Regions from separate parts of the Homo sapiens genome. Here all the other regions are linked to region 1. The links are chromatin loops, found by intact Hi-C in ENCODE. Cell type or tissue: endothelial cell of umbilical vein. All regions are shown on one strand. Region 1 holds the start of LOC124902761 (a long non-coding RNA gene). Region 2 overlaps ZBTB16 (zinc finger and BTB domain containing 16). Region 3 overlaps ZBTB16 (zinc finger and BTB domain containing 16). Region 4 has its middle 8.9 kb from the start of HTR3B. Region 5 overlaps ZBTB16 (zinc finger and BTB domain containing 16). Region 6 overlaps ZBTB16 (zinc finger and BTB domain containing 16).

Region 1 (5,000 bases):
TTTGGTCAACAGGTCAAGTTTCAAACAGCCCCACAATTATCCCATAGTGGGGTGTGGACCCAGAATGTTTGCCCTGCATCAGCTCCTGGGATTGGTAAGGAGAACCAAGGAAAGGCGTAGCATAAATTAGGAGTTAGGAGAAAAGACAGAAGAGCCATTGAGAGAGAACCAGGCCAGGTGGAGAGGGAGAGCCGCCCTGATGACCTTGGCGCCGGAACCAGTGAGAGCGGCTCACAGCTCATCCTGCTAGGAGGACAAAAGGACTGCAGCCCCCTTAGAAGTGTCAAACCCCATCCTAGCCTGTCTCCCTGGACCAGAGCTGAAGTCAAGGCTATAAAAAGAGCCTAGCCTGGAGATGGGGGGCAGCAGAGAGAGAATGCATTCCCCCTTGATAATTTCAGAATCACCATTCTCAGTTGTTACAAATGCAAGTTCCTGAACCCCACCCTAAACCTACCCAATCACCGTCTCTTGGGAGGGTAGGTAGGGTTTAGCAAACTTCACCAAACATTTGCAAGTTAAGAATGGGGTCTTGTGGCCGGACACAGTGGCTCACACCTGTAATCCCAGCACTTTGGGAGGCCAAGGCGGGGAGATCACCTGAGGCCAGGAGTTCGAGACCAGCCTAGCCAAGATGGTGAAACCCCGTCTCTACTAAAAATACAAAAAAGATAGCCAGGTGTGGTGGCAGGCGCCTGTAATCCCAGCTACTCAGGAGGCTGAGGCAGGAGAATTGCTTGAACCCAGGAGGTGGAGGTTGCAGTGAGCCAAGATCACGCTACTGCACTCCAGCCTGGGCAACAAGAGCGAAACTCCGTCTCAAAACAAAACAAAACAAAACAAAACACCAAAAAGAATGGGGACCTGTGTGGAGCTTAACAGAGAAGGGTCTAGAAAAGTTTCTCTCTGGGTTGGTTTTACATATTAGACAAGTTAGATTGAAGACAAGATTGACAACAAACATTTTGGTTTAACAAATGTTTATTGTGCACCTACTATGTGCCCAGAACTTATTCTGCCATCCAGCAGCCTCACAATTTGGAATGAAAGGTGGACTCTATAAGAGGAATCATAATACCCTGTTATGAGCAGCACTCACTAAGAGTGCAAATGCGCAATGTGGTCATGAGGTGTCCAGGAGCCAGAACTAGGAAGGAAGAACCTGGAGCTGATCAGGGAGGCCATCTTATTTTTCATTTTTGAGTTCAGGTATCTTCAGTGGTAGATGAGTCTTCTTTCCATTTCTCTTAAATTGAAATGTAGAGAAGCCAATCCTATGTGCCCTTGGGTGTTATTCTTTTTGAAGATGATGAAGGAAGATTGAACCACTGGTCCGCTTCTATTTGCTCATCAGAAATTCGGGCTCAGGGCAGTTATGTGTGCCACATCTTAGCCAAAGTAAAGGAACTTTCTGTTTTACCCTTCTCCAGCAAAAACAGCAGTGAGTCAAAATAAACAACCCTTGGGATCCAAATGCTGGCTCCTCCTACGGAAAAGACAGAATAGTTATTTTATACTTATGGGGGCCCTGGAGTGCCGGGCTGGCTGTGAGTGCGCGTGAAGCTCGCGCCCACCCGCGCACAGGGCCAGGCAGTGACCAGGTCAGAGAATCCTGGTGCAGAGAGGCTCCCGCTGCGGAAGGGTGGGGGCGGGATTGTGAGGCTTCAATCTGGGATGCTTTTTAAAAACCTTCCAAGTGAAGTTGACTTTCTGCGGCTCACGGGCCTGATTTTGCCAGCAGGCCGCCCCTGCCCCCTTGCGGCGTCCCCTCTTAGCCCGGGGCCAAGTCAGCGCCTGACCTCCGTCCGCTGGAGGCCAGAAGGGGAGAAGGCTGACGGTCCCGCCGCAGCCAGAGCGCAGCGCCGGGCGGGACCCTGCTGGGCCACCCGCGGCCACGTCCTCCAAGCCCTGCTGACCTCTAGTGGTCACCGGGCAGAACCGAACGGGCGCTAGGCCAGAGTGGGAAGGAAGGTACCTCTCAAGGCGCGTTCTCAGCCCTGGTTTGCACATTGGGATCACCTGGGAGCTTTGAAAACTACCACTGTGCAAGCCCCACTGCAGGCTTTTGTTCAGAATTAAGTCAGAAGCGCCGACTGTGGGACCTGAGCGTGGATATCGTTGTTAAAGCTCCCTTGGAGGCTGAGCGCGGTGGCTCACGCCTGTAATCTCAGCATTTTGGGAGGCCAAGGTGGGTGGATCACTTGAGCCCAGGAGTTTGAGACCAGCCTGGCCAACATGGCAAAACCCTGTCTTGGCAAAAAATACAAAAATTAGCCGGGCATGGTGGCGCGTGCCTGTAGTCAGTCTCAGCTACTAGGAGGGCTGAGGTGGGAGGATGGGTTGAGCCTGAATGGTGGAGGCTGTGGTGAGCTATGATCGTGCCACGGCACTCCAGCCTGGGCGACAGAGCAAGACCCTGTCTCAAAGCCCCCACGCACCCCCACAAAAAAACTCCCAGGGAATTCTAACGTGCAGCCTGATAGAGAGCCATTGGGCAAAAGTGGGCATTCGTTCGCCTCTACTGTGGATGTCTGCGCTGGGTGTAATGTCAGTGTCTGCATATGGCTGTCTGTCCTTGATCCAGTCTGTCCCTGCATCCAGTGTCAGACACCAGTGTGGACTTCGTGCCTGCCTGACAGTGTGTGTGTGTGTGTGTGTGTGTGTGATGCTGATGTCTGACTGTGGTGTGGGTCCGTGTGCCTGCATGGAGTGAGTGAGCTGAGGTGGAACTCATACACTAGGTGCAGACTCAGGAGGCGAAGGGTCCTACCAATGTCTCTCTATCCTTAAGAGTTAGAGAAGATGGTTTGCAGCCGCCTTCACGTATTCGCATAGTTCACACTCTTTGCTGTTGGGAAGTTCTTCCTGTTGTCTCACTTCAGTCCCCTGTCAAGAGGAGAAACGTCTAGATTGAAAAAGTGCCAGTTTTCCCATCTTCTCTGGTAGCAGCCATAGGAACGGGAGGAAGTCCGGCCTGGAGCTGCATACCCAGGGCTGCTGGCTGGCGCGGCCGGGCTGTCTTCCTCGGTCTCATCACTCCATCAGGCCCTGATGAAACGGGTTTGAAGGGAGAAGAGCCAGCACCAGCACAATTAAATTAATTTCCAGCAGCTGCATGGGATTAAAATTACCCACTTCTCCTTTCTGGCCTCTATCTAATGTTCCTGAAAATGATCTCCTGATACTCTGCTTCTCCTCATTTCTCTTTCTTATGGTCTCAGCTTTTGGTACATCCACTCCTGATTGCGTTGCCCGTCCCAAGCTGCCCTTCCTTCCCCTACATGTGGCTGTAGATCAAAGTCCTGGTGAGACCCCTGTCCCCCGGGCCTGACTGGCCTGACCCTCTCCTTCCCAGACTGCGGGAGCTGGCCAGAGGCAACATCCAGAGGCAGAGTGACCCTCAGGAGTGGGACAGTCTGTCTTGGTGCCTCAGCCCTCACGGAGGTCCCATGGGAATGGAGACTTGCACTCCCCATGCCTGTCCTTTCAGGAGGCAGAGGAAAGGCAACACCTTATGGTGGAGTGAGCACCAGACTTAGAGTCCAGGCATATGGGCTCCAATGCCTGTGTTTCCATGAGTAACTCGACCCCTCTGAGCATGCCTTGCCTTCTGCAAAATAGAGAAGGGAATATCTATCTTACAGATTGCTGTAAAGACTAAATGAGAAAATATAGGGAAATATGTGTGTGTGTGTGTGTATATATATATATATAATGTACATAGATAGCTAGATAGATACTAGAACCTGCCCCATGGTAGATGATCATGCATAATATTAATGAGTACAGTAATAGCTAGTATTTATTCAGTGCACACTACAGGATGATGTTTTAAGCTTTGAATAGGTTGTGTTTAATCATCACAGCAGTACTTTGAGGTAGAACCTTTGATGACTCCCATTTACAAATGGGGAAAGATGAGGCAGAGAGGTATCAGGAAACATGCCCAAAGACACACAGTTCTTGGGTGATAGATCAGGAACGTGACCTCTGGGAATCTGATTACATGTACTGAAAGAAAAAAAGAATATATCACTGAACTATGCACATACTTAGGTATAGTATTTGCTTGTATCTGTGCATGTAGGAACACACACACACCACACACACACACACACACACACACACACACATCTTTGCATATTATCACTGCATAACCCCAGGCCCTGCACCCTCCCTCCTAGAAGAATCCAGGGGAAACAAACTGGTCAGCTGCAACTAGTAGGAGAAAACTAGCCAGAAAGGAAGCCAGGTGCCTACGGACAGAGGAAAGCTTCCGGAGGAACCTGCTGGGCCAACTGGGTAGGGCAATCTGTATGACTCTCACCTCAAATGATGAAGCAGGCTCATGAAAATGGGAACAGGCTTTCCTTTGACACTGTTCTCACCCAGAGTAACCTGAAGGACTCAGGTTCAGCAGGTTGGGCATGAGGGGCAGCTCTCCCTGCATTGCTATGCTAGAGTCAGCTCATCTCAAAGCCTCATCCACTGATTCCAGCAATGAGGCCTGATCCCTTCTGTGCTTTGCATGTGATTGGCACTTAATGGAATTTAATTTCAAGTTCTCCTCTGCTGCACTCAGTTCCCTTCCTCACTGGTCTGCTGAGTGGAGCTGGAGGATGGGAATGTATTCTAGGGACTGGCCTCTGCCCTCTCCCTGCTGTATAATGGTGGCCTCATCACTGCCTTCTCTGGTCATCTCTAAGGTTTCATCCAGCCTGACATTCTGAGTCTCTGATTCCATTCAGGTCCTTAGCAGCCTTGGCTGCCATGGTTTGAGGGTAGGGGTAGTGTGTGCGGGGGAAGTCATGTAGTTGTAAGCCCCAAACGACACATGGTCCAGTGGAGGAAATGATGTGGAAATGAGGGAAATGTCACCCTGGCGCTGCCCCTGCCCACATGGCTTGACCTCAGGGTCAGAATCAGGATGTGGGATGATGCAGTATGATTGTGGAATTGGGAGCAGTCCACCCTCCCAAATGCCTCAAAGGGATAAAAGG
Region 2 (5,000 bases), 120 kb before region 1:
AAACCCACAGCTCAGTGCTCCAAAAAAGAATAAATAAATAAAACAGAACAAGGACAAGCCACAGATCTTTGCCATCTTGTAATGCTTTTCTTCTTCCGTCCAACCGCGACAGAGGAAAGCCTAAGAGATCCAATCTGAAGGACTCCTCCAGCCCTTTTCCCTGCCAGGAGGATGACCCAGGTCCCAGGTGATAAGCCCCAGCCACTCCATGCTGCTGCTGAAATCAGAAAATCTATCAACGAAAGCCTTCATTCTTTCCCCATGGCTCTAACTCTGGGGAAGAGCCTCATCTCAGGGATGCTTCTCAACAGCCAGGGCCTACAGTGCCTGACAAGGGCAAGAGAGGAGTGGAAGGATGGGGCCTCCCACCTGGCAGAATGGGGCCACAGGGCCCTAACCAGCACAGAAGGCACAGGCCTCTCAACACTCCAGCCACACCCCAACACAGACGGCCAGTCTTCAAGTTCTCCAACAGGCTTTATTCACCTTATATTCTAGCCTAGTCTACATAAAAAAAAGCCCAACAGTCCCTTCTATTCCAGACACAAAAATATGTCACCCTCTTACTCAGTCCTTCAGTGGCTCTCCAGTGCTTCAGGGAGAATGCAGATCATTTTGCTATTCCTTCCACAGATGTATCTCGTCCATCTCTTCTAAACCCTGCACTCTGCTCTCTCCCTGCAGGCCCAGCCTACACTCGCAGGTTACACCACCCACTTCCATAGGTGGCTTCGGCTTCCCCTCACCGAGTCCTTTCAAAATGCTGTTCTGTTACCCTCTGGCACAAAACACTCTCCTACTCTGAATTTCTCCTAGATTTCTTAGCACTTTGCACACATTACCATCTTGTATGATGATTGCATAGTCATACTCATCTCCCACTCTAGACTTAAGCTCCTTGAGGGCAGGGATGTTGTAGCAGTCTTCACTGTTAAGTGCACAGAGCCTGACACACAATTCGTGCTTATTAAACATCCTCTGGCTCCAAAAATGAATGACACTCCCAGAATAGGAGCAGGCCACATGAATACTCAAACCCTAATCGTATGCAGCCGAGTCAAAAATAGGGACAAGCAGTTCTAGGCATGCTCACTTATAAGCCACCAGGACGTTAAGCCAAGCTGTGGGAAATCTACCTAATGGGAAACCTTACACTGGCCCATCTCAGAACCAATTTGAGTCACTGCATGTGTCTGTGGTCTCTGCATGGACACCTCAGAGCTAGGAATCACTTCTCGTGTTACGACAAGGAGTGGCGAAGAGACAGTGGATCAACAGATGCTTCAATGCCAGATCCCCAAAAGGGGTAAGGTAGCAGAGGGTGAGGAGGGAGGTTTCAGAGTCTTCCTGGGACACAGGAAGGGGAAGGGCCACAGTCCTACACCCAAGCTTCACCCTCCATCAGGGCTAGCTTTGCAAAGCCTTGGAGGTCATCTCTCTTCCCACCCCAAGCCTCTTTCCCCAACACGCAAACCCTTCTGACCCCCAAAACCACCTCTGAGAATGCAGGGCCTGGCCAGATCATCTCATTAGTTAATGAGTTTGGTTATTGATAGTTAGTTTAAACTTATTGTGATCATCAGGTATAGCCCATAAACACTTGATTAATTCACACATTCGAATTGAAATTAAAACTTCAATTAAACTGAAATTCACTACTACCATTTAGGCTCTTTTAAAAACCCTTAAAACAGAAAGTAAGGGAGAGAGAAAAAGGGAAGGCACTGTCTCTCAGAAGGGCCTCCTACAGGGCAAACTTCTAATTAAACAAATTGTCAATTTCAACACAATGAAAACTGATTTAGCAGTGTAAATTTAGTATTCTAGTCACTGAAAATAAGACCTGCATTGTCGATCTCCTGCAGGCTGATTTCGCGTGATAGGGAAATGAAGAGGAGAGGAGGACGACAGGGAGAGAAAGGAGGAAAAACTGCGAAGGAAGAACAAGCCGGAGCTCCGTCTGCCTTTCAGAAATGACATCTCTGCGGAATTCAATGCGGCCTATTCTCAAGCATCGGAGAAACTCTTTTCTTGCCTCCTCCTTCACCCCACCCCAACCAGATTAGAAAAAAAAAATTAATGGTGTATGATGACAAACTTGGCTCAGCACTCACTGTACATACTGTACCCACAAGTCTGGCTCGCAGCCAGGCCTGGCCTGGAGCCAGGACTACAATAACAAACACAGGCAATGCTCGCCAAGAGGGGGTGGGGCAGCACACAGAGCTAGCCAGGAAGTGAGAGCCGTTCGGCTCTGCTGAGCAGAAGAAAACAGCAGGAATGTGCCAGTGCAAGGGCAGCAACATTTAGGGGGGCAACCACAACCCCTACCCAGATCCTGGACTCACTTCTCCACAGCCTGCGCCTTTTGAAAAAAAATGCTCGCCTCCCCCCCGCCTCCCCCGCCCAGGGTTCTGGAGCAACTACTGTTCTTCCAGGCTGTGGGCTGCTTGAACCCTTGGTCATCTGTAAAATGGGTCTACTCTACAGACCTGGCACACCCATTCTCACTGTCAGCTTTCTTCATGGAACCTTCAAAATAGAGCAGCAGGAAAACCTCACATCATCTAATTCAATGTCTCTTCTAAAACATCACCTAGTTCTGTTTTCAGGCATCAGAACATGTAAACCACTACTGGAATCTGTAAGAAGACCCAGCGCCACCAGCCCAGCCCTCTGACCCCAACTCCCCAACAAGTCCAGGTCACTCCAGAGGCCCCCAGGGCCTGTTTAACAGTGGCCAAACAATTCAGGAAATGGTCTAGCCTCACTAAGCCCTTTGTGCTATTTTATTTTCAAGACCTCTCAGCACGGAGGTGAGGAGTATGCCGGACAACAGAAAGAAAAAAAAGAATAGAAATATCAGAATATAGGCCGTGAGCTATCTGCAAGGGTGAATTAAAACACTACTATGACTCATCGCACCTGCCTAATCATCAAATCATCCTTTCCAAGGGCATTGGCAAGTGACTAGCAGAGGGACAAATCATTTGACACAATCAGCCTTCAGTGCCCAGTAAGACAGGCATGGAAAGGAAAAACTAGGAAAAGAGGACCCAACTCCCAAAGCCTCTGGAGCAGCCATATGAGATCAGGGGACCTGGAAGCAGCATCTCAGGTGGAACCAAAGTCAGCTTCCCCAGGGAACCGCCAGCTCCGCAGGGCAGTTGCACAGTCACACTCTTGTCTGAACTGGGGACACCGGGCCCACCTGACATGAGTATGCAAGCAACCCTTTCTTTTCTGCAGCCGCTTCCACCAGCCCCACCAATGCTGCTGATGTGTGATTCACAGCAGAGACACTGGCTAACTCACACTGGGTCACACCGCCTGGAAGAGGGATACAATACGAGCCAGGGGCTCCTGGCTGTCCCCTCCAGTGAGTCCTTAGGACATAAACAGTTCCTACCACAGGAGGGACTTGTCCGGAGAGAGGAGTGTCCCTGTTCATCGGCATCCCAGGCTGCATCATTCACTCAACAAATACTTCTTGGCACCAATAATGTGCCAGGCAGTGTGCTGGACATAACGTGGACAGGATCTAACCCCATGACATGTTAGCTATGGTGGTATGTATTCAAGGTGAGCCTCACAGCTTCTCCGAGATAGCGTTAAATATTTTCATTTTACAGATGAGGATACTGAGGCTGTAAGAGCTTATGGTTCTTGCCCCAGATCACATCAGCAGTAGGTACGTGTCCAAATTCCTTCCACCATGTAACCCCGCCTCCCAAGTAAGAGAGATAAGTCCATAAATAACTGTAACACAGAAGAAAAACTGCACCCAAAGATAGCTTCAAATAAAGAAACATGGGCACAGAAAAGGCACGACTGCTTCTGGCTGGAGGTGGGGAACAGCTGGGGATGGCATCATGGAAGGGACCTTGGAAGATCTGGGAAGATGGGAGATGGGTTATTCCAAGTAGACAGAATGGGGCAAACAAAGCCACAGAGCCCAGAAAGCAACAAGCCCATAAAGCAAACCAAGAAAATGAGTCTGGCTACAGCACTGGACTCAAGGAAAGAGCAATAAGAAAGGACGCTTACTGCGGCTGAGAGGGCAAAGACGCTTTACCAACAGGCTAGAAGTGCACTGCCCCAGAAGTGCCCAGCACCACACAGGGGTCTAGGGCAGGACGCACCACACTCTGCAGTAAGGCAGTGGTGGGCTAAAGCAGAAAAAATCAAGACCAAGAAAGCAAGGGAAGGGTAGCCAACCTGGTAGGCAGATAGTTCATGAAACCCGCCACACTCTGAACCTTAAGTAGCGTACAAAGCTGAAGGGAAGCATGAAGATACAAGGTGTAAGTCCCTAAAACAGAAGAAAAAGTGTACGTGAGTGTCAAGCAGATCCGGACGCAGAAATGCCTGGAAGTTAGGGCTCTGGGCTGAGGTGAGACACATGGGCAGGAGGAGGATGATTCAGTGGAGCCAGGGGCAGGGTGGGGAGGGCCCACAGGAAGGAAGAACAGAATGCACGAAGACATGGGGACAGTAGACGCGCTGAGAGAGATAGCTGCCAGCTGCCTGCTGTGGACAAATCCGTGCGCCTGGAAGAGGGAAGAATGGGAAGTGAGAAGGAGTTAGGACGCTTTAGGAAGGGCCATGAGGGCCGGGGGAGAGACCACATCCAACACAATGCGGAACCACATGGGCCCTGCAGCAAGGCAGTGGGGAGCTGAAGCAGAAAAAGCGAACGAAGAGCACTTCCACGACTGTACCCATGATGGGCTCAGGGGAAAGACAGTACTAAACGGCCAGGCAGGCAGGGAACGAGCGGATGGGGACACGCCCCCCGGGGCAACAGGCTCAGAAACAAGGATGAGGGAGGAAGGTGCAAGCAGAAACCATTAACATTTATTAAATGCCAACTGTATGCCAGGGGCTTACTACAGATGCCTTCAACGTATATTCTGTCACTTAATCCTCCAAAAAATTATGTAAGTTAACAACACCAGCACTTGACAGATGCAGAAACTGAGGTTCACAAGATGAATGTA
Region 3 (5,000 bases), 100 kb before region 1:
GTCGTTAAGCTTGTAAGTGGCAGAGCCTGATACCACTAGTTAGTAGAACGGGAAGTTTAAGAACTTAGGCTGACACAAGCCCTGTCTGCCAATTCCAGATCTACAACTTGCTAGGCTCTAAGACTTTGGGATCCTCCAAGTCTCAGTTTTCTCATCTGTCAAGCAGACTAACAATACTGTTACCTGCGAAGGTACATAAATGAGACTGTGCATGTAAAACAACTTAGCACAACACTGAGAACATAATGTCTTTATGATAAGTGTGTAGCTAGTGTAAGACTAAAGAAGAGAAAGGCCCCTGTCCCTGGCCAGTCCATAACCTAGTGGACAACAAGACAGAGATGGAGAAAGAGACAGAGGAGGATGTGGTGATGTGCCAATATGTCAACAAATCACTATGGGTGTGCAGAAGAGGAGCAGATCAACAGTAGCTGCTGTCACTGCAGACGGTCTGAGGATATGGTGAGATTCAGTTGGTCCTTTCGGGGGCTCTGGAAGCTCCGAAGGGTTCTAGCTACCCATGTTTGGAAATGTTAAGAATGGAAAAGCCTTGGATGAGACGGGGAGCACCGTGTGATGGAGGCATCACATGAGCCAAGACTTGGTGTTAGAAATGAGCATACCCCGCCGGGCAAGCCTTCAGGAGGCTGGCCTGGCTTATCCACAGTGGGCAGGTGGTGAAGACAGCGGCGAGGAGCCTGCGGAGGCGGTAGAGTGGGCTGATGATGCGGAGTCCTGAGACTGATGCTGAGGACTTTGGTCCCAGTGCTGCAGTCATCGAGCAGCCCCAAAGCCCTTCTTGAAACAATGGAGCTGGCTGGGCGCGGGAGGCTCAGCGTGGGCAGGGACCATGGAAGGAGACAGACAGAGAAAAGGGCCCAAATTCTAAATTGAGAAGGAGAATGTTTCCAAAGACAGTAGTTAGGTCAGCCTTCCAGAACAAAATGCCAACATGGTATCACTGTCACACATCTACAGGACATTGCTATTCCCTAGGAAGGTACAAGAAAAGAGAGACTGGAACAAACCTCCTATCTCCATCTACTCCCGAGCACAGGTGCCTGAGTGACTCCACGGAGTAAGAGTTACCACAGCAGGGAACTCAAAAGAGCTGTTGCTTCTGTTCGTTACCTCCAACCAACTAAACATGCCATCCTCTACTCATCAGAATGCAGATGGCAGCAAGAATGGGCAGCCGAGGAGCTACACTTCTTTCCTTCAGCACCCTGCACTGGCTACCAACTCAACATGGCTAGGAGACAGGTCTCCTCTGTTCTGGGCCTAGGCAAGTTGAGAATCCATTGACTGATTGATTGATAGGTATTTATTTGGCATAGTGAAGGATACAACCAAAGCATAAGACACCAACCTACCCTCCTAAAGCTTTAGTTGAAGAGGGAAGACAATACACACTATAAGAGAAACCAGTACTTACATGTGCACGTCAGGTCCTGAGGACAATCTCAACACCCAGCCTGAGTGGGAATCAAAAGCTCAGGCCTCCCCAAGGAGGGGGGCTCATGCCTGGGCTTAGAAGATACCAAGGAGGCAGCAGACATAGAAGAGGAGGTGGTTGTTTCAGATGAGAGGGAAACAGGCACCAAAACAGCATCATTCCAGAAAAAGGGGCAGCCAGCCTGGGGCCAGGCAAAGGAGAGGCAAGGTGAATGTTGTGGAGGGGTCTCAATAATGAGTTTAGACCAGAAAGCTAATGGAGAAAAGAGGTGGGGTTGAAAAGCAGACAAAGAGGGAAGCATTGTTCGTTCTTGACCGAGGACGGAAGGGGGCATGAGGATTACAGAGTTCAAGAGCTGAGGTCTGACACGCTCTAGGAGCCCTCGGTGCCGTCCTTCCTATCCTGACATATGGTACTACAGAACATCTGGCCTTGGAGGCTGGCCAGCCACTTGCTCCCCCGGCCTCCTCCACAGCCGCCCATTCACAGAGAAACAGATTCTTTGCGTGAATATCAGGGTGACGGGCCTTCCGGACACTCACTCTGTTTGGTCACTTGCCAGGAGGCTCTGTCTTGCTCCGTAGTTGGATGCCAAAAAGGCAAGAAGATGCTGCAGAAACTGGCACCTTCCATAAGAATCCTCTACTACACACACACACACACACACACACACACACACACACACGTGGACCGCGGGCACATACCCACACACGCCATCTCTCGCCATCTGTTTGAGCAAACTGCTGGTCTTTGGGGGGGGAGAAGGAAACCTCTTAGAGATATTTGTTTAATATCTGAGCAGTGGGGGAGCAGATGAAGTATGCAAGTTTCATTTAGAAAATCGTCAAGAAACTATTATAGTAAAATGAGGCTTCCAGTTTCCAAATAAAGCTGAAATGATCACACGGAACAAACTGGCGAAGCCGGAGAGTGAAGAAGCAGGAAGGAAGTACAATAAAAATAATAACTGGAGGAAAACAGGAAGTCATGAGATGCCAGGGAATTAGCGGCAGCCCCCATCCCCTTCAGGACTGGGGATCAGTGTGAGCAATTGGCAATGGGAAAACCGCAAATCAAAAGCGACAGCCTGGAGAAGGGTCTCCTTCCATCTTCAGAAGTGTGGTCTCCATGCTCCAGCAATTCCTCTGTTCCTAGATGTCCATTTGCATCTCAAGACTTGCATTGTACAAATCCTCACAAAATCACTCTGGAGGAGAAAGAGACTGGCATCCATCTCTTACCTCTTTTTTTAGAAAACTGGGCTGAGAGAGCAGGTGAGACGCAGGAAATGAGTAAGGAGCCTTGTAAGAGGAAGGGAGTAGGCCAGGCACAGTGGCTCACGCCTGTAATCCCAGCGCTTTGGGAGGCAGAAGCGGGTGGATCACTTGAGGTCAGGAGTTCGAGACCAGCCTGGCCAACATGGTGAAACCCCATCTCTACTAAAAATACAAAAATTAGCTGGGCATGGTGGTGCATGCCTGTAATCCCAGCTACTCAGGAGGCTGAGGCAGGAAAATCTCTTGAACTCGGGAGACAGAGGTTGCAGTGATCCGAGATCGCACCACTGCACTCCAGCCTGGGCAACCGAGCAAGACTCTGTGTCAAATAAAAAATAAAAAATAATTTAAAAAAAAATTAAAAAAGAGGAAGGGAGAAAAGAGTGGTAGTTGACTCAAAACTCAACACAAACTTATTGCCTACTAAATGCAGGGCAGAGCATTAGCCACCACAGAGAGATTCAAAGAAACATAATACACAGGCAATGCCTTCAAGGAGCTTACAATTAAGTAGGGAATGCAAGACATATGTATGTAAAAGACTTTAAAACAGTGCACACTAATAATGTATGACAGGAATAAGGGAGATGCAAAACTTAGTGCTAGATGAAGAGGACTAAAAGTTTGGAATGTAGGCTCCAGGCAACCTAAGTAGAAAATAACCTCTTCTCTCCGTGAAGTTGATTGCCATCGGGGAACACCACAACCACCTCCAAAAACCTATGCCTCTGTCCTGCAGCTCTCACATCCTCTCCTGGCCTCCACTGCAAAATTCTACATCTACCAAGCTCGAAATATGAATAATATGAATGCTACCTGCTCCTCAGTCACATGGCCTGTTTTACTCTAAAATGGCAACCCCCGTAACTGTCATTTTGCATTAAACCCATGACTGGTCCTCCTGCCCTCCCTCACCACTTGCCTCTCTCTCCAGCTTGGGAACAGAGCCTGGCCGCTGGGGCTGCCAACAGGTCCCGTGCACCCTTTCATCCCACTCCATGACAGGCTCTGCCCCAAGGGCCCCACAGCCCACGCCTTGCTCCTTGCCTTCCTAAGAAGCTGCCAGCACAGCAACACCTGCCTGAGCGGTCCTCTCACCGATGCACAGCATGGGGCTGGCCACACTCATCACCAACATGCAGATGTGCACAGAGCAGTCAGGCAGCACCTTTCCCACCTCTGTCCTATTCCCTAGGGGAGGAAGGAGACTCCATCCAGGTCCCAGAAAGCCCCTTACTCCAGTGTGGACATTTCTCCATTGCCTTGCTACACTGTTTTCTCCAGAGAATCCATCCTATTCCCTCTGCCCAAAAAAAAGGGCATGGTCAACCTTAATGAAATAAACTGTAATAGAGTAGGCAGGTAACTTCATCTCCCTTCCAGAAGACACAATCTAATTCACACTCTAATTGTCTCGCTGGAAGCCTCCGGGCCTCTCTCCACAAGCGGGCTGGAAGGATTTGGAAGTGTCATGGCCTGGAACTCCTCAAGTCTAGTCATATAAATACTTAATTGCCACTGGAACATCCACATTGTGTCACTTTGGTATACCCAACCAGTGTGTGGCCAAGTTCCTTCTCTGGTGAGGCTGAGACACGGGAAGTGCCATTGGTGGCCTTTTCATCTTTCTCTTTCCACTTCCATTTCTTTCCCAAGACACTTCCATTTTGGAGAGCTCTTCCTCCTGAGAGCTAGGGAGAGGGCAGCGGTATGAGTGGGAAGACCAACGGCTTCTTTAACTGCTGTTGGCTGTGACCTTAATCACGACAATGAAGTTTAGTTTCTCTTTTGGTAGAGAGATGAGAATAGCAGACTTCAAATGGTAGAAAAGGGTCGGTCTCCTGAACAATGTACTCCAAAGGTCACTGCTGCATGCAGGAAACAAGAGAAGACACAGATGCAATGTCTGTTTCCATAATAGTTTAACCCTCTAAGAATCAGAGGGCTCAGAGAGCCTGGGAGGTCCCTGGGCCCTCTATGCATACAGGAATAAATGAATGTACTCAAGCATTCCAGACAGATCTCCCAGAATATTTTTAAAGACCTCCAGAAAAGAAATGCTATATAGAACCTGGGATCATTGTGGTGATCTTGGTGAGGCAGGAAAATGGGATAGGAAGTGTGAGTATAGGACATGTGACTAAGGAATGAGAGCTCAGTCATAAACCCCAGAGACAGCACGAGGTGACCTACAAGGGAGCTAATGCCCTGCAGTTAAAACTACACTTGAATCTTAAAAATAAAATGGAAGCCCCAAAGACAAAGTC
Region 4 (5,000 bases), 140 kb after region 1:
AAAAGAGAAAGAAAGAAAGAGGAAGGAAGGAAGGAAGGAAGGAAGGAAGAAAGGAAGAAAGAAAGAAAGAAAGAAAGAAAGAAAGAAAGAAAGAAAGAAAGAAAGAAAGAAAGAAAGAAAGAAAGGAAGAAAGTCATAATGACAAAATTTGTCACATGGAAATCAGCAAACACTCCCACCAGGACCCCTCCCACCAGCTGTTTTCAAAACATCTAACTACATGCTGTGACCACTCCCTTGATCTTACAAGGCCTCATATATTCCTACATTACAGTACTCATTCAGGTGTGTTATAAGTATTTGTTTACTTTTCTGTCAGTCTAGAATTTGGTGAATACCTTGAAGGTGGAGCAATGTTGTGTTATTCAGCTTTATATCTCCATCGTAGAGCTTGGCACCTAGTAAGTGTTCATTGAGTGTTCCAGAAAGATGGGAGGAAAACAGGGAAGAAAGAATTAACAAATGAACAGAAAAGAATTCTGGCTTATGCCAGAAAGATGATGCCAAGAGGAATCCAGCCTTTTCATAACCACATCCAAGATGAGATACACTCACCACCCATTTCACAAAGGATGGGTGAGAATGACAACTTGGTTCTGAAGCAAGATTGCCTTTATTTGGTTTGCTCCAGAACCAGGGAGCAATTAGTGCAAAAGACAAACATGAGACACCGGTGCAGGCAGATCATGAGTCCCTTTGACTCACTCAGAGTGTACTCCAAGTTCAGAGATTTTACAGTCCTTGGGGGTAAGATGTACCCCAAAAGCTAGAGGAAAATAGAAGGTGGAAGGAACTTGGAGGAACACAGAAGCTTGCTGCTTCTGTTTACGCTCCCAATGACATCAATTCCAAGAAACCGCTTAGTGAGACTACAATATACGACAGACAGTCTTACCCTGTACACTATGTTGTTTAGATCTTCTGCACAGATTATGGGCCTTGAAGTCTTGCTGTGCCAGCACTGGGGGATCTCCCCTGATCTATGGCTCACTGTAGGGCCCCCAACATTTCCATTTAGACCCATTTAGACATTTTCTGGGGAAAGGCAGTCAATTACTGCAGCCAGTGAGATGTTCTGGTTCAGGTGTAAATCTCTGGATATTTCCATCTCTGCTATGACTCAAGATGAGGAAAGATCTTTGATCCTTTAGAAATTTATTTATTTATTCATTCATTCATCCACTTAGTAAGTAGGAAATTGTGATAGACATTGACAATCTATGGATAAGAAAGCTGGGGAGAGGTGGATTGGAGGTGACAGATAAGAAATCTTTGAGAGAAACGCCTATAGATGGATGAACTGGAGAGGACCCAGGCAAAGAAAGGAGCCCAGACTTGGAGTGGGAGTAGGTGGAGGCTTTTCACAAATAGCATTTGTGCTGAGTACTGATATTCATCTGAGTGGGGAGAGGGTGAACGGAGCTCCCAGCAAAAGGAATTGCACATGAAAGGGCTGGAGGTTGAGATGAGAGTGCATGGTGCCTTCTGGGAACGGGGTCGGGGGGAGGGTGCAAGCCTCACTTTGTAAAATTGGGGGAAGATAATTCTAGACTCACATGAGTTGAAAGAATTCAAAAGTTCATGATGCAGAGTGTTGACCGGGGATAAAATAGGAAAGTGAAATATTGTATAAGTCTGTATAAGTGCTGTTATTATAAATCTGTCTCCAAATGGCCTATAGCAATTATTCTAAAATGCACAACAGCTGTATTTGTCCCCCTTCTGCCATTGCTGAAATTTACACTGTCATCGCGCCAGGAGGAAGGCTTGGCACTAATAATAGGCTGGCTGAGTATGGCTGGAGTGTGACAGACCCCTAGTTAGAGCCCAGAAAGACTGAGAGCAGAGTGGGGAACTGTAAAGCTCTGAGGAAATTCGAGTTGGTGGCTGTGAATATAATCAGAGCACCACCTTGTGGTGGCTGTCGTGCCTGCCTTAACCAATTCTGCGCAACCCCAGAAAACTATGCCAACTCATTTTAAGTTTTATTATACAGTGCACTTTCAAATGATTTCAAAGTCATTTCAGGCCTCTCTTCATGTCACCACTATTCGTCTTTGCTGTAAATTCTCCTCTTTGCGTTCACCAGCACCAATCCACACCAACCCATTCGATCTGTTTTCACACAGCTTATGACCGGCCAGTTCCTTCCTCCTACCTCCTTACTGCAATTCTTCCAAACTCTTGGTCCCTAGGAGCTCCCAAGTTTCCTGGGAAACTGACTCAGTAACTTCTTTTTTTCTTTTTCTTTTTCCTGAGACAGGGTCTCGCTCTGTCACCCAGGCTAGAGTGCAGTGGTGTGATCATAGCTCACTTCAGCCTTGACCTCCTGGGCTCAAGTGATCCTCCCACTTCAGCTTCCAGAGTAGCTAGGACTACAAGTAAGTATCACCATGCCTGGCTAATTTTTTTTTTTTTTTTTTAGTTTCCCTATGTTGCCTAGGCTAGTCTTGAACTCCTGGGCTCAACTCCTGAGACGCCTTAGCCTCTCAAATTGTTGGGATCATAGGTGTGAGCTACCATGCCCAGCCTCAGTGACTTTTCACAAATGGCATTTATGCTGAATACTGATATTCAGCTGGGTGAAGAGAGGGTGAACGGGTGAAAGTTACAGTGTAACTTTCCTACTGTCTTCCTAAGAATGGGAATAAGTCTTCTGCACATCTGAAAAGTTATAAACAATATTATTAAAAGCCATATCAGGGATTTACTACGAAGATAGGACCCCAGAGGGACTAACTGCGTCTTCTAGTAGAGTAAAGCTCGTCTCTGGCCACCCAGCGGGCCAGTAACACAGTGTCCTGGTAGGCAGACTGGTGTATCAGGTTTCAGAGGATGCCCCAGGGAACAGGACTAGAAGTATATGAGCTCTTTAAAAGCACAAAGCAGTCGTTTCCATGTTCAGATTATTTAGAGATTATGAAGGCACCAACCCTGCTTTCGATCTGCATACAGTCAAGTGGAGCAGACACAAGTCAATAATCGCAGTAGAGCCACTTAAGTTTTCTAAAAGAGATTTATCAGCAGGTTGCAGGTGAACATGGCCTTGAGATAAATCCTGCCCCTTGTTGAAGTACAGTTTCAGTAGATGGTTCATGGTATTTTAAGAATTGGAATTTTTTAATAAAAATAAAAAAGTTTTGTTTGGTTCTGTTCTAGATTTATTTTTCCTCCTAAATAAATGAGAAAGATGTTTCAACAAAGGTTCTTTATGCTGAATAATTGTGATGCTTGAAGGTGGTAATCTGCTTTGTTTAAGTGGATTTTAAATGTCAGACAATTCTAGACAGTTTTCTCTTGGTCAAATAAAAATTTAATTAAAAGTTAAAAAAATTAAAAGCCATATCAAATTTTAATATTGACAGGAGGGATAAAACTCTGTAACGCTGACTGTCTTAGATTAGGTTTCCCTGAAACATACCTATAATAAGGCTTTGTGTACAAGCAATCAATTTTAGAAATACTCCCAATAGAAATTGGGAAAGGGGAGCGTGGTTTCAGCTTGAACCCTCAGGGAAACTTGACAGTGAAAACCACACAAGGGAAGCTGGCCTGCACACTCTCACTCCCACCTGTCAGCTGTTGGCTAAGGGGAACAGGGAGTGAACTCCCAGATATTTCCTGGTCTTTTCCTGGGCAGACAAAGCTTTAGTAGCCAAGGAGACGTCTCCAACAAAAGTCCTAGGTGTGGGCCTTGGAAGCCACAGTGCAGGGAAGCCAAGAGAGGGAGTGCAGAAGAGGAACGGAGGTCTGAAAAGATCTAGAAAGACCACTATCAGTTTCTGTTTCAGAGACAGCACAGACACACGGGAGGCACTAAGTTTCTTATTCCTTCAGAAGACAATTAAGGCCAGGCATCATGGTATCACGCCTATAATCCCAGCAGTTTGGGAGACAGAGGCGGGTGGATCACTTGAGGTCAGAAGTTCGAGACCAGTGTGGCCAACGTGGCGAAACCCTGTCCCTTTTCTTTCTTTCTTTCTTTCTTTTCTTTTCTTTTTTTTTTTGAGACAGAGTCTTGCTCTGTCACCCAGGCTAGAGTGCAGTGGAGCAATCTCAGCTCACTGCAGCCTCTACCTCCTGGATTCAAGCGATTCTCAAACGTCAGCCTCCTGAGTAGCTGGGATTACAGGCGCCTGCCACCATGCCCGGCTAAATTTTTTATTTTTAGCAGAGATGGGGTTTTGTCATTTGGCCAGACTGGTCTCAAACTCCTGACCTCAAGTGATCCACTTGCCTCGGCCCCCCAAAGTGCTGGAAGTACAGATGTGAGACACACCCAGTCTTGAAACCCTGTCTCTACCAAAAAATACAAAAATTAGCTGGGGTGGTGGCATGCATTTGTAATCCCAGCTACTGGGGAGGCTGAGGCACAAGGACCATTTGAACCCAGGGGGCGGAAGCTGCAGTGAGCAGAGATTGTGCCACTCCACTCCAGCCTGGGCAACAGAGCAAGACTTGGCCCCCCAAAATAACAATAGGCCAGGAGCGGTGGCTCACGCCTGTAATCCCAGCACTTTGGGAGGCTGAGGCTGGCGGATCACGAGGTCAAGAGACCAGCCTGGCCAACATGGTGAAACTCTGTCTCTACTAAAAATACAAAAATTAGCCGGGCATGGTGACTGTGCCTGTAGTCCCAGCTACTTGGGAGTCTGAGGCAGGAGAATCGCTTAAACCCGGGAGGTGGAGGTTGCAGTGAACCGAGATCATGCCACTGCACTCCAGCTTGGGTGACAGAGCGAGACTCCATCACAAAAAATAATAATAATAAATAAATAAAATAAAAATAAATTTAAAAGAAGACAATTAAATTTCCAGTAACCTGATGATTAACTTTGCAGAGCCCAAACATACAGAAATACAATTAACACTTTTCTTTTTCTTTTTTGAGACAAGAGTCTCACTCTGGGCCGGCCGCGGTGGCTCAGGCCTGTAATCCCAGATGGAGACAATCCTGGCTGAGATGGTGAAACCCCGTCTCTACTAAAAATACAAAAAAA
Region 5 (5,000 bases), 160 kb before region 1:
GAGTCTCGCTCTGTCCCCCAGGCTGGAGTGCAGTGGCGTGATCTCTTCTCACTGCAAGCTCCGCCTCCCGGGTTCACACCATTCTCCTGCCTCAGCCTCCCAAGTAGCTGGGACTACAGGTGCCCGCCACCAAGCCCGGCTAATTTTTTGTATTTTTAGTAGAGACAGGGTTTCACCATGTTAGCCAGGATGGTCTTGATCTCCTGACCTCATGATCCGCCCACCTCGGCCTCCCAAAGTGCTGGGATTACAGGTGTGAGCCACCGTGCCCGGCCCCACATGTATGGTTTTATGTAGTTCTTACAGCAACCATTATGATTATTAATCGTAGTTTACAAATGTGAAAAACTAAGGTTGAGAAAAATACAGACCATCAATGCAAGATCAGAATCTTAGGCTGTCCTTGGAACCACAGAACCCCCCAAACAGTACTTTTCTTGCCCAATTCCTACACACTACCTTTGAGAGAAGCAAGGAAACGAAGCCATTTGTCCCATATGAAGCAAGTCCATAGCAGAGCCAGGATAAGAACCTAGTTCTCCTTCTCCTAATTCATTATTGCTTCCAAACACCATGCTGCCTCCACATCCCCAATGGTAATCTGCAATCACATTTCCACTAGGGTGGGAGGCCGGGGAAGGGCAAGGTCTGTGTCCTGCCCACTGCCCAGCGGCATCCATGGCTGGCATCCCCATCCCGGGGCCCAGCATCCATGTCCAGCATCCCCGTCCCGGGGCCCAGCGGCATCCATGTCCAGCAGCCCCGTCCCGGGGCCCAGCGGCATCCATGTCCGGCATCCCCATCCCGGGGCCCAGCGGCATCCATGTCCGGCATCCCCGTCCCTGGGCCCAGCGGCATCCATGTCCGGCATCCCCGTCCCTGGGCCCAGCGGCATCCATGTCCGTCATCCCCGTCCCGGGGCCCGGCATCCATGTCCGGCATCCCCGTCCCGGGGCCCAGCATCCGTGTCTGGCATCCCGGTCCCAGGTCCCAGCATACATGTCCAAAATCCCTATCCCAGGACCCAGCATCCATGTCTGGCATCGAGAAACACTCAAGATGTCTGTGGAGGAAATGAGCTTCAGCCCTTTCTAATCCAAACCTGCCTTGCTTAAATTCTCCTTCTCCAATCCCAAAAGAGCCAAACACCACTGATCCCCTCAAATCACTGTCCAGGGCAGTGATGCTTCATATAAAATGTGCTGGGGTGATGAAAGGGCAGAGCACAAAGGACTTTCAGGGCAGTGAAGCGGCTATTCTGTATGATACAAAAATGGTGAATGCGTGTCCTTACATGTCTGTCCAAATCCACAGACTGTACACCACCAGGAGTGAACCCTCATGTGAACTGTGGGCCCTGGGTGACAATGATGTGCCAGCGTAGACTCACCAATTGTAACAAATGTACCACCCATGTGGCGTGGGATGTTGATGGTGGGGGAGGCTGTGCACTTGCGTGTGAGGACGGGGGTACAGTGGGAACTCTATACTCTCCATTCCATTTTGCTATAACCTAAAGCTGCTCTTAAAAAAATGAAATTTATTAATTTAAAAAAGAGTATCGGGGGCCCCTCCAGAAGGTGGCCAGAGGGGCCCTGGGAGCCACTAGGGTGAACAATGGAGAGAAAGAATAGCTGGTCTGGGCCAGCAGGAGACGGCTGGGTTGTTCCTCCCTACTCTACAGCAAGCAGCTCCAGCACAGCCGAGAGCCCCTGTGCTTGGAAAATAAAACTCTATATTAGGCATCAAACATGCCTTTATAGTAACAGCATGAAATTAGGTCAAGAGTAAATCTATGCTGGGGCACTGACTGTACAAACAGCAGCACATGACCCTCCTCCCAAAGTGCCTATGACGTTCCGCGGCCGTTCTTCAGCCTGAGCTTTCTCATGTTAAATTCCTTGGCACAGAATGTGAAATGCTATACAAATCACCTCTGATATTTATAAAAGTCAAATGCTATTATGTTTTCAATGGGGAGGTCACAGCAAACCACATGGAGTCTGCCTGTCCCTCTGATGACTCACTGTCCTGTCCTCCCCGATACCCTCCACCTTGGACAGAGGTTTGAGGTTCGTTTGGATTTTTTTTTTTTTTCATGTAAAGTTTAGGTAGATTAAGTTATTTGTCATCATCTGGCCCCCTCCCAGCTCCTCTGGGACCAGCCACTGGGAGGCTGTTCTTGAGAGCAGGAACTAGAACAGTTGCCAGTTTTCCTATCATTACAGGACTCCTTGGTGCCCAGCACTGTCCCTCGTGCCAAGCTCAGGGCAGGAGGGGGCAAGGCCAGCAGCTATCCTGAGGGAAGGAGCGTTGCTGCTCACCCTTTTAAATCCTCTGCCTTCTGCACTCCAGCCTGGGCGACAGAGCGAGACTCTGTCTCAAAAATAATAATTAAAATAAAATAAATCCTCTGTCTTGCCTGCTACTCCCACCCCACCCCCTGCCCCCACCATGATCACCCACTACAGAAAATTCTCCAAACAAGGACTTCATTTTCTACTCTGAAGTTCAGAGCCAGGGACTGTCTCTGAAGCTTCCTCCAAATATTATTAACATATCAGGAGAGAGGGGCCAGTGCAAGCAGGCAGCCAACACCAAGGTTGGAGAGACAGTTCTGCACCTCCAAAGGGGGAGGCCACACAGTGCAAAGAGAGAGAGAGAGACAAAGAGAGAGAAACAGAGAGTGGGGGGAAGACAGAGTATATGCCTCCTAGACTCCTTCACACTGAAACGAAGAGGACCCTTTGGGTGGGGTTCCCTCCAATGCCCACTCCCTGCTAGAAGGGAAGGGCAGAGTCCACAGCATGGACCCTCAGCCGCCAGAGGTATGCCGTTTCTGGACTGCAAGACTCTTGCAGCCGACAACACAGTGGATGAGAACCAGCATCTCAACATTTGCATCTGGTTGAGTGGCTTCCCCTGTGACGCAGTAATGTGGAAACTAAGCAACCTTTTCTAGGCCAGTAAAAGAAAGTACTTATTTTGTAGTCACAGTGGAGAGAACCTTGGGCTGAACTCGTGGGCCCTAATTCTAGTTTGGATTGTGTGTTCTTAACTGACCCCCTTTTTCAAATAGGGGCTTTGATCCATTGATCCGCACATGAGAGCTGATGCCCAGGCCCCCACAGGGAGGGAAGACAATGCTAAAATGTGGGCTCTGGGGTACAGAAGCCCAAGGCACACATTCAAGTCCTGCCCCAGATTGGTCTTCCTTAACCTTTCTGGGACTCAGTTTTCTCTGGCAAAGATTAGGGAGGAAAAAAGGTCTATATTTTTGGACTATAGTGAAGACTTAATAAAAATAATAACTCAAAAGTATCCAAAAGAGTACAGCTATTGAATTATCTGTACCTAAGGCAAGTTCAACCTACATGCTCATTTCCTTCATAACACCGTAACCTTCAGGAAGGCAGGGCCCAATTTCTGTTCACTATTATGTATTAAGTCCACAAAGCACCTAGCATACAGTAGGTACTTAAAAACTCAGAGAATGAGGAAATGAAGGAACTACAGGATAAGCCAGCTACACAGGCTACTCTCACAGCAAACTTGAGTCACTAACCTGGCAGACCTTGCAGGGCAGGTTGAGGGCTGGAGGAGAGAGCTGAATTCCTCCAGGGTAAGTCTAGGGTCTAGTTCAACCTAGTACCCTGGGCCTGCAGAGGGTGCCCTTAAGCTTCCCAGCCTCAGAACTTCTAAACCTAGGAATGACCTTGCCTCTTTTTTCTTACTGGCGAAAAGGTAGGATGAGGTGGAAGGTTCTATTTGAAGAAGTCAAGAGATAGGGAATACCCAGGTTCCTGGTGATAGCAGACATGGTTCAGGACCCTACCAGGAACCCAAAATTCCTGAGCCTTTGAGGGCACCAGTCACTGAAGCCTCCTCTTAAGACGTGGAAGGGCACAGGCCTGGTGCTCCTGGAGGCTGGTACACCTGCTTAGTCTCGATTCCAGTTTTGCGGCCTGTCTGGCCTGGGTTTACACATCACCTGTTTAGACACCAACAGGGAATGGTTCCTTTGGGAAGCTTTGGGCATTCCAGACCTCAGGGCCTTAAGATCTACCAAATCTGCTCCCTGAGATTGCTCAAAGTGTGGAGCTTCAATCTGCCCTCACTTCTTTCAACTGCACTGAGAGGGCCCCAGTGGCTGTTAACTCAGTGGGCACATTGCAAATGTCCTCTTGGCCGGAGGACATAGTCAGGGATCCTGGAAGACCTCACCATGGCCTTGCAAAGCAGGTGTATACTGTTCCTATTCCTCCAACACCATCCTCACTGACTTGGCCCCGTCAACCTATCCAGTGGGGGAAATCCATGTTCTCAGAAGCCTCTGAGGAAGACCAGGATGATGCGATGAGAGAAACTGGCACCTCCATTTCCTGAGCACTTACTCCATGCGAGGCCTATATTGAGATTATCCAATCTGTGATGGGGCTGGAATTGGAATCTAGATAGTCTGACACCAGATCCCAAGTTCTGGGTCACTGTGCACCAAATACCCTGCACTTGACACTCTGACTTTAGGCTTCATGGGGTTCCTCTTCCCTGCAATCTGCATGACAAACCTGCACCACTCTGTTAGGGCTCAAACTTTCCTAGGAAGTAATGTCCTCTAGAGATCATCCCATCCACTTCCCTGCCTTCAGGCAGGTCTCTTGTCCCCAGGCAGTCATTTGCCCATCCCCCTTTCCTGCTCCCTGACTCCCTCAGTCTCTCTGGCCAGGCCCACACAGACCAGCCCTGGCCCCAACTCCCCCATGTTCACATTACCAATAGGTGGCTGCTCTGGGTCCCCTACAGATGGACTGAAAGAGTTGAAGGTTCCTACAGGTCACCCTCATGGCCTCTTTGCTCAGACCTCCCATTTTCTCCCGAGGGCATGCTGAAGACTGCCCGGCCTCCTACCCTGGAGCTCAGCAGCCAAGTTATCTCGCTGCCCTCTAATTAACACCACCGGATCCTGTCTGTTGCCCCCAGGCCTGTTCAAGTCCCAAATG
Region 6 (5,000 bases), 140 kb before region 1:
GACTTGCCATATCCTTCCTACACACGGGGGCTGGTTTTTGAATGTCCAGTAGCTATATGCCGAGAGGTGGATTACAGGAAATAAACAAAAGAGACGAAATCCCTGCCCTCAGGGAGTTTATGTTCAAGATGGGAGGGCAGATTTTTAAAGAGCGAGTAAATACAAAACAGGCCAGGTGGTGATAAGTGATAAAAAGAGAAATAAATTAAATGAAGAGGGCCGGACACAATGGCTCACGCCTGTAATCCCAGCACTTTGGGAGGCCGGGATGGGTAGATCACTTGAGCTCAGGAGTTCAAGACTAAGCTGGCCAACATGGTGAAACCCCATCTCTACTAAAAATACAAAAATTGGCCAGGCATGGTGGCTGATTTAAAATCCCAGCTACTCAGGAAGCTGAGGCAGGAGAATAGCTTGAGCCCGGAAGGCAGAGGTTGCAGTGAGCTGAGATCACACCATTGCACTCCAGCCTGGGAAACAGGAGTGAAACCCTGTCTCAAAACAACAACAATAACAACAACAAAGCATTGAGTAAAGATAAACAGAGAGTGCCAGGGGCTGTTCTTTTACACAGCGTAGTCAGGGAGGCCCTTGCTGATGCACTGACATCTGCATAGAGCAAGGCCACCACGTGAGAACACCCTCGCCAGGCAAGGCAAGAGGAGCAAGGAGGCCAGCTGCACGGGATGGAGTGACATGGAGGTGGGAGATGCGGGGCTGGGGGAAGTTAAGGGATAGATTGCGGGAAAGAAATTAAATAGCAGAGGGAGAATAGCAGAAGATAAAGTGCGCTAGACCCTTGCTAACCACAGCAATCACAGATCCAAGCAAACCGAGAAAAATAGCAGGATCTAGAGGTGCAGGCACGAGATCCCACGCCTAACTTGGCCACTCACAGCTGTGGGCATCACACTAGTCATCACACCTTGATGAACTGATTTCCCAATCTGTAAAATGGGCATAAGCCTATCTGTCTGCCTCCCTGAGGCTGCTGTGAGGAGCAAACAGGATAATAGACATAAGTGAATACAAAACTCCTTGTCAATCACAAAACATTCTGTGGATAGCAGAGGTCCTTGGTGCCATTTATACCTCAGGAGGCAGTGCAGTGTGGTTAAGAACTCAACATTTGGGTCAGACAGATCAGAGGTCAAATCCCAGGCAAGCTAGTCGCCAGCTGTGACCCTCAGCAAGCTGCCAGTCTCAGGGAGCCTGTTGCCTCAGCTGTAAAATGGAAGCAGTAAGGGGAGGTCCCTTGGAGAGTTGCGACAAGGTGGGGAAAGTGCTCCATCCTACAGCTGGTGGGTAGATATACAGAACCAGTAAGTCGCAGCTACCATCTTCTCCAGTCACTTTTCCTTTAAAGAAAGAGCTCCCTTCATGCAATTAAAGTATGACTGATTTTACTGGAATTGGATGTACAGTTATTTGGGGGCCATTTATCTTGTGTAAAGTGAGTCTCACATTCATAAAGACACACAGTACCACACGTGCACATACATGAACGCACACATGCACACCCCACCTTGTTCCTCTAATTTAAAGATGAGTGATTGTTTTGTTGAGGGGAGCAGAAAAATCTGCCATCGAACCAATATGTCAGTATCAGCAGCTATTCACCAACCTGGCTCTGAAATCTTCTCTGGACAAGCCCCTGGAGCCCCATTCAACTGTCCTGTATTTGGAGCTCTCTTCCATCTTCCCAGTGGACTGTAAGCTCTGTGAGAGCAGGTTCCCACCTGTCTTGGGCTTTACCATATCCCTGATACCCTGCGCCATGCCTGGCATACAGTCTGTGCCCACTAAATGCTTGTTAAACAAAGAAAGTCCCAGGCAGGTTCCTGGGTGCAGAACTCACCTGGGAAGGGCGCAATGGCCACTCAGGGCACTGCCAAGCTGTCTGTCCCCTAGGGGGTGGCAGAGTCCTTATTCTGCACACTCCGTTCTCTACTACCCCCTATTTAAAACTCAAGGACATGGTCTCTGGCTAGGTCTCAGGTAGTTGAGAGGAAAAGGGAGGAAAGGTTAGGAAGTGGGGCTGTCTGCTTCTTCTGGTGTGAGATCTCCCTCTCATCAGCATGTCTGCTCCCAACCCAGTCCAATGCTCACTGTGGCAGCCAACAAACAACCCTTCCCTCCGCTACAGTCAGTGAGCCTCCTGCCCCCCAGGCAGTGATCTGCCGAGTGACTACTCCCTACCCCAGGCACTGAGTTTATCTGAGATTCCAGGTACCCAGTTGTGAAAGAGACAGGCGGACATCCTTGCCCCTACCAGTCTCCCAGGTACCCTGCAGATGAGGGCTTCGGGATGTTCTAAGCACCACCCTGTAGGGAGCTCCCTGACCATTTTGGGTTCTCCAGACTCCTACTCTTCTCCCCTTTTTCCCTGACTTCCCGACACCTCCAGAAGGTTGGGGATAAAGGAAGGAGGAAGGTTCAAAGCCAGTTAAAGTTCGGTGGAAAGACAGGACGCACATGCCAGAGGCGGGACTGAGGCCTCCGTGTGTGGGAGCAGCTCTCCCTCTGTGCCAAGGATCACCCCAACTCACAGGAATCAAAGGAGGGAACAGCCAGCAGGGCACTTTCAAAAACATAAAGCTTTCTCTAAATGCCCAGGATCCCAATGACAATAAAGCTGAAATCCAGTGGAAGCCATGACAAGCTCCCTGCAGCTGCCCTCTCCCCCTTGTCAAAGAACCTCCCTCCCTACCTGCCCTAACCAGAAATGAGGCTGAGGGGGTCCCGGCATCCAGGAAGGAAGCAGAAGACACTGAATGCAATCAGATATGGGGTGGTGTCTCTCTGAAGGAAATAAGGCAGAAGCCAATGAGGGAAGAAAAAAAAAATTCAAATCCCTCCCTCTCCAAAGCCTCTCCCACCCCCATGCTAATAATAAGAAGGGAGAAAAAAAAGAACCACTGAAAAAACACCTAATGTTTGCCAGCATCTAATGTTGAGTGGTGTGTCCTTTTTTTCAAAATTCCTTGAGATTTTAAAATAAACATCTTGAATGTTCTGATGAGATCTGCACGCCTGCTTACATAAGGAAGTACAGAGTGTACCAAAACAGCAGACCCAAAAAAAGCATAAGCTGTCAGAACAATGAGTACAGACGCAGGGCATTTTACAACAGGCCATGGTGTACAGTTTTATTTACAGTACCTCTTATCAGACGGAGAACAGCACACTGGCTGCCAATTCCAAAGGCCGGCACTGTGTGTTCTTTCCCTCAAGGAGATGTGTACTCCCAGAGAGGAGCTTGAAGGCTCTCTCTCTCTCTCTCTCTAGCTCTCTCTCTTGCTCTTTCTCCTTTGTCAACAAAACAAAAAGCTGATCCAGAACCAGAGTTTCTGGAAGATACACAGATTCAGGGAAGAGGGAAAAGGGAAAGCAGGTGAGCAAATCCTGGCTGAAAGGAAAACAACCAGCCCCATTGATAGGTCCAGGATATGGTTCAAGGGTAGCTGTGGTTGACAAGGCTGTGGGGAAAGATCCTCAGAGTTCGGCCTCACTCACTACAAGATGGGAGGGTGAATGAACTAATGATACAGGACCCCACATAAATATAGGATGGAGAAAGACACCAGGGAATTCTCCTGGGCTGAGCAACAGAACAACGGGAGTCACCTGGGATGGAGGACAGGTGGTTTTTAGATCTCCAAAAGCCAGTGTCCCACCAGTGACCTGGCAAATGACTGACACCTCATGTGTGGCTAAATATCCACTCTGCAGAAGAGGAAACCCTGGACTGGGTCAGGAGGAAATGCTGAGACATCTCTATGGCTGAGGGAACATTTCTTATCCTACCTAATAAATGTGATGCTACTAGGAAGCTGCATGGTGCCCTTGTCTCTTACTGGGATCCTGCAGTCCCTCTCTCAAGTCCCACAGGGAGCACACAGGTCTACCTTGTCCCTTATCCCTGCAACTCAATTCTCAGCCAGAGTGGCTTGGAAAGCTCTTTTGTTACCCCTTTTAGCACCAGCGGGTAATCCAACAGGCTTAGAAACACTGTCCACAGCCAGAACACACACATGCACTCAATATTAAGCTGCACAGTAAGGTAGTGAAGAGCACGCTCTCTGGAATCAAACAAACTCTGGTTCAAGTCCCAGTTCTACCATGTCTAGCTACCACCCTGAAGAAGTGAATTATCTCTTCTGGGCCTGTTTCTTACCTAGAAAACTGGGCTCAGAGTGTTTATGCCACAGGGTTGGTTGAGGGATGATTAATTTAAATAATATATGTAAAGTGTTTAATACCCTGTCTGGCATACAATAATAGCCCAATAAATGCTAGTTGTCATTAAGACCAACATCATCATTGTCATCAGGAGATAAAATAATAGCAAGGTATAAGACACACACAAACATCAAATGCATGCAAGAGATATATCACGCAATTTAAAATATTCTTACCTCTCCAGCCAAAACACACCAGTAAAGATGGGGTCAGATCATTCTTCCCCAGGAGGAGATCAAGGAAATGACACCCCTACCGTCTGCTCCCATCATCACTCATGGCCAATGTTTAATGGTATTATTACCCTCCTACTGCCTACCCAGAAGGGAACCAGGGAATGCAAACCAGTTTGAGATGATTTATGTTTTTAAAAATACATGAGTGAATTATTTTAAATAAAATGCAAGTAGGATAGTAAATTTGTTGCAGATTTTTTAAAAATACAGGCCAGGTGCAATAGCTTGTGCCTGTAACCCCAGCCTGGGTGACGGAGTGATACTCTGTCTCCAAAAAAAATTACAAATATTCCTGAAGTCTAAGAGTAGTGACTCAGGGGTTCACCTTACCATTGCTTCTAATCTCTTTCTTCTCCTGGCAACTTCTATGACTGAGCAATCATGGTATTGTGGTAGTCAGCACAAGGGCACAAAATCTCTCTTACTACAGGAATGTCAGTCCCTGCTGTGATGAACCAGACTTCCTTCCAGACATGCTTTGCCAACTGAGAGATCTCTCGGAGGTTAACGGTCAGGCCCCCT

What was found. A loop is a pair of places that touch in the nucleus more often than their neighbours do. Peaks named below come from ENCODE experiments on the same cell type or tissue, not always from the same donor. Only the 100,000 strongest peaks of a DNase experiment are listed, where the experiment ranks them.
Region 2: it touches region 1 in a loop (6-fold over the local background); 13 of 110 quality-filtered maps call a loop at or near these places.
Region 3: a loop joins it to region 1, with 4 times the contacts of the local background. A loop is called at or near these places in 3 of 110 quality-filtered maps.
Region 4: a loop joins it to region 1, with 11 times the contacts of the local background. A loop is called at or near these places in 36 of 110 quality-filtered maps.
Region 5: a loop joins it to region 1, with 5 times the contacts of the local background. A loop is called at or near these places in 41 of 110 quality-filtered maps.
Region 6: it touches region 1 in a loop (9-fold over the local background); 45 of 110 quality-filtered maps call a loop at or near these places.

Annotation. Positions count from the first base shown.
Region 1 is chr11:114,033,148-114,038,147 of GRCh38, reverse strand. LOC124902761 (a long non-coding RNA gene) reads right to left here and starts at 2,878. Exons shown (of 2, transcript XR_007062896.1): 1 at 2,771-2,878; 2 at 964-1,486. RefSeq lists a silencer at 1,823-1,872 and an enhancer at 1,085-2,025. In endothelial cell of umbilical vein, a CTCF peak has its summit at 1,882 (motif pointing left); DNase peaks (open chromatin) are centred at 1,447 and 1,817; H3K4me3 peaks cover 517 bases; H3K27ac peaks cover 801 bases; H3K27me3 peaks cover 140 bases.
Region 2 is chr11:114,157,333-114,162,332 of GRCh38, reverse strand. All of the region lies in intron 3 of ZBTB16 (zinc finger and BTB domain containing 16), which reads right to left. Among named protein-coding and RNA genes, the nearest start is that of ZBTB16, 100 kb to the right of the region's middle. RefSeq lists enhancers at 1,755-2,254, 2,255-2,756. In endothelial cell of umbilical vein, no CTCF peak of the experiment used is centred here; DNase peaks (open chromatin) are centred at 2,152 and 2,822; H3K27ac peaks cover 3,137 bases.
Region 3 is chr11:114,136,768-114,141,767 of GRCh38, reverse strand. The region is part of intron 2 of ZBTB16 (zinc finger and BTB domain containing 16); the gene reads right to left. Among named protein-coding and RNA genes, the nearest start is that of ZBTB16, 80 kb to the right of the region's middle. In endothelial cell of umbilical vein, no CTCF peak of the experiment used is centred here; a DNase peak (open chromatin) is centred at 2,557; H3K27ac peaks cover 1,657 bases.
Region 4 is chr11:113,893,400-113,898,399 of GRCh38, reverse strand. No RefSeq gene overlaps it. Among named protein-coding and RNA genes, the nearest start is that of HTR3B, 8.9 kb to the left of the region's middle. RefSeq lists a silencer at 2,426-2,626. In endothelial cell of umbilical vein, a CTCF peak has its summit at 1,918 (motif pointing left); no DNase peak of the experiment used is centred here.
Region 5 is chr11:114,195,122-114,200,121 of GRCh38, reverse strand. The region is part of intron 4 of ZBTB16 (zinc finger and BTB domain containing 16); the gene reads right to left. Among named protein-coding and RNA genes, the nearest start is that of NNMT, 99 kb to the left of the region's middle. In endothelial cell of umbilical vein, no CTCF peak of the experiment used is centred here; a DNase peak (open chromatin) is centred at 1,891; H3K27ac peaks cover 1,867 bases.
Region 6 is chr11:114,177,567-114,182,566 of GRCh38, reverse strand. The region is part of intron 3 of ZBTB16 (zinc finger and BTB domain containing 16); the gene reads right to left. Among named protein-coding and RNA genes, the nearest start is that of NNMT, 120 kb to the left of the region's middle. In endothelial cell of umbilical vein, a CTCF peak has its summit at 1,900 (motif pointing right); DNase peaks (open chromatin) are centred at 1,966 and 3,106; H3K27ac peaks cover 3,102 bases.